Regions from separate parts of the Homo sapiens genome. Here all the other regions are linked to region 1. Evidence: chromatin contacts called from ENCODE Hi-C or POLR2A ChIA-PET data. All regions are on one chromosome and are shown on one strand. The core of a region is the stretch at or near the end of the contact, and the rest is flanking DNA. Distances in the headings are between cores, read along the strand shown.

Evidence for each region. A loop is a pair of places that touch in the nucleus more often than their neighbours do. ChIA-PET counts read pairs that join two places held with the same protein, here RNA polymerase II (POLR2A). Pooled maps may share reads with other maps.
Region 2: a pooled map shows a loop between it and region 1 (6-fold over the local background). The contact joins two enhancer-like sites. A Hi-C loop is called at or near these places in 8 of 50 pooled maps. POLR2A ChIA-PET finds 5 or more read pairs at or near these places in 3 of 52 experiments (CD8-positive, alpha-beta memory T cell, WTC11 and activated CD4-positive, alpha-beta T cell).
Region 3: a pooled map shows a loop between it and region 1 (4-fold over the local background). The contact joins two enhancer-like sites. A Hi-C loop is called at or near these places in 1 of 37 single-sample maps with no recorded cell type and 1 of 50 pooled maps. POLR2A ChIA-PET finds 5 or more read pairs at or near these places in 1 of 52 experiments (activated T-cell).

Annotation. Positions count from the first base shown.
Region 1 is chr10:62,526,115-62,528,814 of GRCh38, reverse strand. No RefSeq gene overlaps it. Among named protein-coding and RNA genes, the nearest start is that of ZNF365, 150 kb to the right of the region's middle. RefSeq lists an enhancer at 1,265-1,484. Within about 2 kb of position 1,359, at least 5 of the 41 ENCODE cell types and tissues checked have a DNase peak (open chromatin) inside an H3K27ac peak, as active enhancers do.
Region 2 is chr10:61,986,750-61,989,449 of GRCh38, reverse strand. All of the region lies in intron 3 of ARID5B (AT-rich interaction domain 5B), which reads right to left. Among named protein-coding and RNA genes, the nearest start is that of ARID5B, 86 kb to the right of the region's middle. RefSeq lists enhancers at 1,038-1,287, 2,388-2,527, 2,527-2,700. Within about 2 kb of position 1,334, at least 7 of the 41 ENCODE cell types and tissues checked have a DNase peak (open chromatin) inside an H3K27ac peak, as active enhancers do.
Region 3 is chr10:61,785,567-61,788,266 of GRCh38, reverse strand. The region is part of intron 3 of LINC02625 (long intergenic non-protein coding RNA 2625); the gene reads left to right. Among named protein-coding and RNA genes, the nearest start is that of LINC02625, 81 kb to the left of the region's middle. Within about 2 kb of position 1,431, at least 5 of the 41 ENCODE cell types and tissues checked have a DNase peak (open chromatin) inside an H3K27ac peak, as active enhancers do.

The DNA of each region.
Region 1 (2,700 bases), core at 110-2,609:
GTCTAGGAAAGAAGTAATAGTGGCTCAGATCAGAGTAGTCATCATAGTAACACAGAGAGCCTCTTTGGCTTTTTTCATCTCACATTCATAGTCTATCCACCTTGATTTTCAAGATAAACAAGAGGATGTGGTCAAACAAAAAAGAGTCACTGTTTCAGTTCTTTTTTTTTTTTTTTCTGCCTCAAACAGAACCTTGATCTTTGTTAAAGTTCAGTATGAGGAACTGGTTTTGAATATTCGAGAGAAGAGAAAGTTTAGGAGTGAGGCTAGAGTAGGGCTGGAAACAGCATAGTTGTCTTCAAATAGCTAAAGGACTGTTTAATAGAAGAAACACTAAATGTATTATAAGCAAGCAGACACAAATAGAACTAAAGGAAAGACATTACAAGGAATCAGTTTAGCTTAATGGCAGGAAGAACTTGGTAATGGTTAAAGCTGTCTGTCTTAGTCTGTTTTCTGTTGCTTATAACAAAATACCTGAAACCGGGTAATTTATAAAGAAAAGGCATTTATTTGAACAGCAGGAAAATGGTGGATAGAAGGCAGGACTAACTTCCAGCTCCCACTCAGATGGACAGAGCAGCTTGTGGAGATGCACATTGTAAACTTTTACTCCAAGAACTACTGCAGGAACATACCCGGAAAGCCTAGAGAATCCACAGACCCTTTGAAGGAAGCAGATTGCTCCTGCAGGCCCCAGAAGATGGTTGAAAAAATGTGAGTGCCCAAAGTGTGAAAGGGGGATTGTCTGCCCTTGAACACACACCTTCACGGGGGAAACTGAAGGTCCAGATAATGGGAGAAGGATTTGATCTTACCTAGAGTTGAGACAAATTTAGAGAGCTAAGCAAAATACAAGGGTAGAAGTAGTGGGAAGAGCCCTGTGGGCTCTCTCGGTCCCCAGGGAAGCCATTTCTGACTTAGTCTCACAGAGATCCTTGGGAAGGGCTGCCAGAGGAACTGGGAAAAGACCACAGGGAGAAAGAAACTTCCAGCTGAACTTTGTAACAATTTCAACTGAACACAAATTTCCTCGATAGAAACTGGGGGAGGAGGTGAATCGGGAGTGGATACACAGCACAGAAGCCGCAGCAGGCAGGGAGGCACAAGACCTGAAAGCCCTGCTTGCTTTCTCAGCTAAAAGGCTAGTAGCCTGTGGCAAGTTCTCAGCCCTGCTCACTGGCTGCCTGGAAATAAACTCAGTGCTGTTGGTGGGGGCATGGTGGGAGTGAGACCAGCCTCTTGGGCTGCATGGGAGCTAGGTGAAGCCTGTAACTGCCAGCTTTCCCCGACTTCCCTGGTGACCTGCATGACACATCAGAGGCAGCTACAATCCCCCTGGGAACATAACTTCACTGGCCTGAGAACCACATCCCCATACCCCACAGCAGCTGCAGCAAGCCCCACCCAAGGAGAGCCTGAGCTCAGACAGGCCTAACCCTGCCCCGACCTGATGGTCTTTCTCTACCCACCCTTGTAGCCAAAGACAAAGGACATAATCTCTTCGGAGCTCTAGGGCTCCACCCACTGCCTTGATCCTCCCTATACTATGGCAACTGATGCTCCCCTGAAAGTGCCACCTCCTGGCTGGAGGCCAACAAATACAAAACTAGTGCAATAGACAAAACTACAACTAAGGACCCTCACAGAATCCATTTCACTCCCCTGCCAACTCCACCAAAACAGGTGCTGGTATCCAAGACTGAGACACCTGAAGATGGTAGACATGAAAATGGTTCACATCACAGGACTTTGGTCAGACACTCCCCAGTACCAGCCCAGAACCCAGTAGCTCCACTGAGTGGCTACATCCAGAAGAGAAATAACTGCAGTTTGGCTCTCAGGAAGCCACATCCTTAGGGGAAGGGGAGAGCACTACATCAAGGGAGCACCCCTTGGGACAAAGAATCTGAACAGCAGCTCTTGAGTCCCAGATCTTCCCTCTGACATAGTCTGTCCAAATGAGAAGGAATCAGAAAAACAGTTTTGGTAAAATGACAAAACATGTTTCTTTAACACCTCCAAAAGATCACACTAGCTCACCAGCAATGGATCCAAACCAAGAAGAAGTCTCTGAATTGCCAGAAAAAAAATTCAGAAGGTCGATTATTAAGCAAATTAAGGAGACACCAGAGAAAGATGAAGTCCAACTTAATGAAACCAAAACAATGATACAGGAAATGAAGGTGATATGGTTTGGCTGTGTCCCCACCCAAATCTCATCTTGAATTGTAGCTCCCATAATCCCTATGTGTCATGGGAGGGACACAGTGGGAGGTAATTGAATCATGGGAGCAGAGTTTTTCCCATGCTGTTCTCATGATAGTGAATAAGTCTCATGAGATCTGATGGTCTTATTAAGGGCAATTCCCCTGCACATGCTTTCTTGCAGCCATGTAAGATGTGCCTTTGCTCTTCCTTTGCCTTCTGCCATGATTGTGAGGCCTCCCCAGCCATGTGGAACTGTGAGTCCATAAAACCTCTTTTTCTTTATAAATTACCAAGTCTTGGGTATTTCTTCGTAGCAGTATGAAAATGGACTAATACAGAAGGGAAAAATCTTCGGTGAAATAGCATAAATAGAAAACAATCACAATTTTTGGAAATGAAGGACATACTTAGAGAAATGCAAAATACACTGGGAAGTCTCAGCAACAGAATCGAACAAGCAGAAGAAAGAACTTCAGAGCTCAAAAACAG
Region 2 (2,700 bases), core at 85-2,584, 540 kb after region 1:
TAGATGTCCACTTAAAACTGGGCAAAGGAATACATGGATTATTTTTTTCAAAAATCTTTTAGAGCAGCATTATTCAATAGAAACACAATGTGAGCCAACTTGTAATTAACACATTGAAAATGTAAACAGAAAACAGGTGAAATTAACTTTAGTAAGCTATTTTATCTAACCCAGTATATCCAAAATATTATTTTAACATGTGATCAATAGAAGTGATTACTGGCCGCACACGGTGGCTCACGCCTGTAATCCCAGCACTTTGGGAGGCTGAGGTGGGCGGATCTTGAGATCAGGAGATCGAGACCATCCTGGCTAATACAGCGAAACCCCGTCTCTACTAAAAATACAAAAAATTAGCCAGGCATGGTGGCACATGCCTGTAGTCCCAGCTACTTGGGAGGCTGAGGCAGGAGAATCACTTAAACCCAGGAGGCAGAGGTTGCGGTGAGCCGAGATTGCACCATTGCACTCCAGCCTGGGCGACAGTGCAAGACTCAAAAAAAAAAAAAAAAAGTAAAAGAAAAAAAAAGATTACTAGTGACATATTTACATTATTTTTTCATAGTAAGCTCTCAAAATATAGTGTGTATTTTACATTTATAGCATCTCTTGAAGTGGACAAGACACATTGCAAGGGCTTAGTTGTCACAGGTGGCTAGTGGCTACCTTATTGAACAGCATAGCTCTCTTTAGAGCGTCTGCCTGAAAAGAAATTTTAAAATCATTGTGTCCTGGGTCCGAAGAGGCACTTGGGAAAAATGAGGTTGTTCTGTGTACAGGTTCCTTTTGGCCAACTATCTTGAGATAAGATGTTCTGAAATATAGCTAGGAGAGGAGAACAGAACAGGAGGAAAAGCCTCACAGTGCCTGTTATTTCATTGTTCTGATACCCCAAAGCCCCAACAAAGACCCAAAGTTAGCAAGTATAGTTATTTTAGTAGAGATTCTCGCTTGCCACCTTTGGTTTCTGGTGAATAACAAAAATCAATTCAAAGTAAAATAATAATCTCTTAAAAGCTTCAACTGTTAAGACCTGGTGAGAGCCCTCTCCTCTGGGTTAAACATATCCTTCTGCTGTAACCAGCTACAGGTTCACTTGGTGCCATGTCCACAAAACCATCTGCTCTGTTTTCTGTCATGACACCCAGTTGTTCAGAATGGATATTTCTTTCTTTCTTTTTCTAGTGTGCACATTACTAAAAGTAATTTAACAGCTGAAAGAGATACTTATGAAACCTACTGGAAACTGAAACCACTATTTAATCTCACGGCAAAGCAGTCATATAAAAACTCCGGCACCTTCTAATGTGCTGTCACAGTGCACCATGGAAGAACATCATTGAAAGCTGATGATACAGATGTGCTCTGTTTTACTTCCTTTTTGTACAGGGTTAGTACTGAGTAAGCTGATGTAAGACAGGAGGAGGATGGCTCTAGTTTAGCCACCTTTCCCAAAGTACCTACCATCTGCTGAAAATCATTTCCACAGCAAATATCCCCTTTTCCCCAATCTCTAACATCCAAACCTACCTCTCTTTTCTCATAAAAGACAATAAACAAATTGCTCGTGACTACTATATTAATTCCAGTGATAGTTCTGTGGTTTCATACCATGAGTTACCAGTGCTACAGATCCCTGTTTCTGGGTATCTCTCAGATATTTCTTTAAGGTTATTTCTGTTTGAAAGGGTTGGCAAACTATGGGCCAAATTCAGCCCAACACCTGTTTTTGTAAATAAAGTTTTATTACAACATAGTCATGCACATTCATTTACATATTGTCTTTGGCTGCTTTTACACTACGACGGCACAGTTGTGTGATTATAGAGTGGTGCATTTGCCTCAGAGACCTTATGGTGCACAAATCTAAAATATTTACTATCTGGCTCTGCTGACCCTTGATCTAGAGAATATAGTCTTGCTGCCAGAAATCTGCTATTTTGGATCACGAATATCAGCTTAATTTCTAAGATACAGTTACTCTGTAACACTTGGCTGCATTTACTTGTTCAAGCTGGACTCTCCTTTCCAGAATATGGGTTCTTTGAAGGGCAGGAGCTAGGTCTGTAGCATGTCTGAATTCCTAACACCCTGGAAACAAGCGAAGCACATGATAGATTTTTAATTAATGTTGGTTCTTTTTCTGGTTATTCACTGTCCCTCTGTTCTCATCCTACTCCCGGATCTATTACCCATTCTTTCTTCCTTGCTCTGTGACCCCTGAATGTTGTATCATTGGGCTCCCTCATGGGCTGGCTGGCTTCTGCTTGTTCAGCCAATGGGAGACACCTAACAGATCGCATGTGGGAAAGAGTGAGAAGTTGTCATATTTCTTCTCTGCCCCATCTCTGCTTTGGCCTGGCAGCTCTGGCCAAGGCCACAGCTCCACCCTGACGGCAGCTTTCACCAGGTAGCACTATGTCTTCCTCTTGCTTCTTACTAGTGCCCAGATGTCTTCATGGTTCTTTTCACCCTAACCCCATCTCTATAGTCTTCCTTTGGTTCCTTTTGTTAAGCCTTGGGTTCCCAAACTGTAAAATGGACTTAAGAACAGTGACTTCCTGGGGGGTCTTTAACAGTAGTTAAAAGATGCAAAGTAGTCAGGCTAATGTAGCACACAGTGAACGCCCCGTAGGTACTTGTCTGATTATTGCTTTGCAAGCTGTTTTCCAAAGTATGCCAAGGAACACTAGTTCCTTG
Region 3 (2,700 bases), core at 182-2,681, 740 kb after region 1:
TTGTTTGTTTTAAAGTGTTCTTGATGGAAGGAAAAGGAAGCCTCCATTTGCTTCTAAGGAAATAATAATTTCTTTCCTCCAATGTCTCTTGGATAGCTAATGGCTCTAGAGACAGGCACGGACATGTCTATGGATATAGTCATATGAGCTCAGAATTTTACCTTTGATTTGCTGGGAATCTTTTCTTTAGAGCCCTTTCATGGACATTAATTATCAATTTTTATTTTTAAGCTGTGGATAGTTTACTCACCCTTGAGAGAAACTTTCTTATGTAAAAGTTGTTTTCCACGGTCCCAAGATGGAAAACGACAACTCTTTAATCAAAAGGCTCTGAGGTATTGGTGCCATCTTTGTCTCTGGTTCCCAAAGAATGTTCTTGGAATGCTGACACCATAAGGAAAGTGTGGGGCAGCAGGCCTTAAGGGAGATTGTTAAAGCAAGACCGACATCTTCTGTGCATAGCCAATGCCTGCTTTTTCTCCACCATCTTCTTCCAAGTGGTTATCATTCCTCCTCCATGGAGATCCTGCTTTTGCTGCCCTTTCCAGCCTTTAGCTGATACAGGGAGTATGGAAAACGTAGTGTTCCTTTAATGGTTTATAAAATCAGACCTTCTTAGGAGGTCACACCGAGGGGAATGTTGCTAAAAACAACTGGCTCTTTGGCAATGCTAATCTGCATTTTCCTAAAACACATATCCAAGAGGGAAAAAGTGCATGTGTTAAGATGAAGATGGAGAATGAAGTTATCGATCTTCTTAAAGTTCATAATGTTGGAAGGGTCATGAGAGAAACACACTCTCAAACTGAGTAATAATCTACAAAGAGTTAAAACAAAAGTTCCTCCAGCCATAGCTGCACCAAGAGAAGTGGGACAGAAGTTCTGATTGAGAACTTTGATTTGCCACAGATTGTTTGAGTCTTACATGAAATTTGGAAAGGTTCCCTGACATCAAAGGCTGTTTCTTTTGGCTAATCTATTGAGTATGTTGTACCTGTCCTCCCATGAGCCCCCCCACGACTGGGAACATATGTCAGATTCTTCTTGTGCCAGTAATTTAGAGGCTCGTGACAAGAAAATATCCTTTTTCTAAGAAAAAAAGAGAGGGTGGTCCTGGGGAATGTTAATGCAGCAGAGAATAGCAATGATTTACTCCTCCCTGAAAAAAATATGCCAAGTCTGATAGACCCATATCTGAATATTATCTGCATAATTTGAAAATAACACATAGAAGGAAATAGGCCCAATCTCAGTATCCTGTTCACATTTACATCTGGAACAGCTGCCAGGGCCTCTCAGAGTTGATTTTGTTCAGTTCTGCAGGGCCGATCTGAAACCCAGGCAGAAAATGAAAGTGAGCAAATTTACCTCTGGCATTCAAAGAAATGCTTTTGGTCAAAGTGAGTATTTCTGACCATGACTCATTTTCAAAAGAAGCATTGAATTCGCTTTGTCATCTTTGCCTGGATCGGGCTCAATCAGCCCTTTTATGATTTTTAAAATATCCTATATAGGCGGGATGGCATTTATTAGGCTTCAGTTATTCAATATTGCATTTCAATGTATAAAAGTCACTGTTCAATTGAATATTGAGTTTTCTGAGGAAGTAAACCTACAGAAAAGAAATTTGCAAGAATCTAAAATAAATGAGTTTGAGAAAGATCAAACTGCCCTATGGCTGTTTCAAAGATCAAAAGATCTCTCTTTTATAGAAATCAGGAGCAGTTTGAATAGCCTCTTTCCTCTATCGCAAAGCCCCATTTTTTCACTATCATTGATAGCTTGGGACTGCACCATAATGGTATGAAAGGCCCTGGGGAGGAGGGAAGACGATTTTATTCCCAAAAAGGACGCAGGACTTTTTCGTCTGAAATAGCTGGCTTTTAATTTAATTTGATCTGGAGCCCAGTAGAGTGAGCAAATGAAAACCTGTCCTTAGCTCCTTCAGGAGGAGCAGTGGCCTTGAGGGGCATGAGAGGGTCTCCTGATAATTGTTTTTAAAGGCTGCCGTGTATCTTTGTTTCTGCTTCTAGGAGAGGCTGGATTATATGGTAGATCGCTATCTTTGAGTTTATGTGTTATGCATAACCTTAGGAAGTTACTTAATCTTTGTAGATCTCAGCTACTTCATGTGTAAAATGGGGATAATAATATGTACCTTATTCTTGGAGTAAGCTCCTTCCAACTCAGGGCCTTTGCTGGTGCTGTTCCTTCCACTGGACTAATTCATGCTTGGCCCCAGAACCCAGCTGGAACAGCTTTTTTCTGGGAGGGCTTCCATGGACCCTCAGACCAAGTCATGCTAACTCCTCCTCCTCCTCCATTAGACCATGTGCTATGATTTTCCTTGTAGTACTTGCCTCAGTTATAATTGAAAACGTTTTGTGTAAGTACTGATGTCATGTCTGGCTCCCTCTATAAGGGATTAGGAAACCTAACTTATTCATCTGTCTCATAAACTAGAACAAAAACAAAATATTTATTGTATGAATGAAATCAACAAAGTCTACTAGCAAACGATAAGTGATTAAGAAATGGCAATTTCCCTTGTTCCCCTACACTGTGAGATCCTGGAAGCCAGGACAAGCCTTACCTCTTTACCAGAAGCACCTAGGGTGGGGTCTTGACAAAGTAGCTGATTCAGGAACATCTGTGGATGTGCACGTGGACATTGTCAATCATCTCTGTCTACCTATTTGC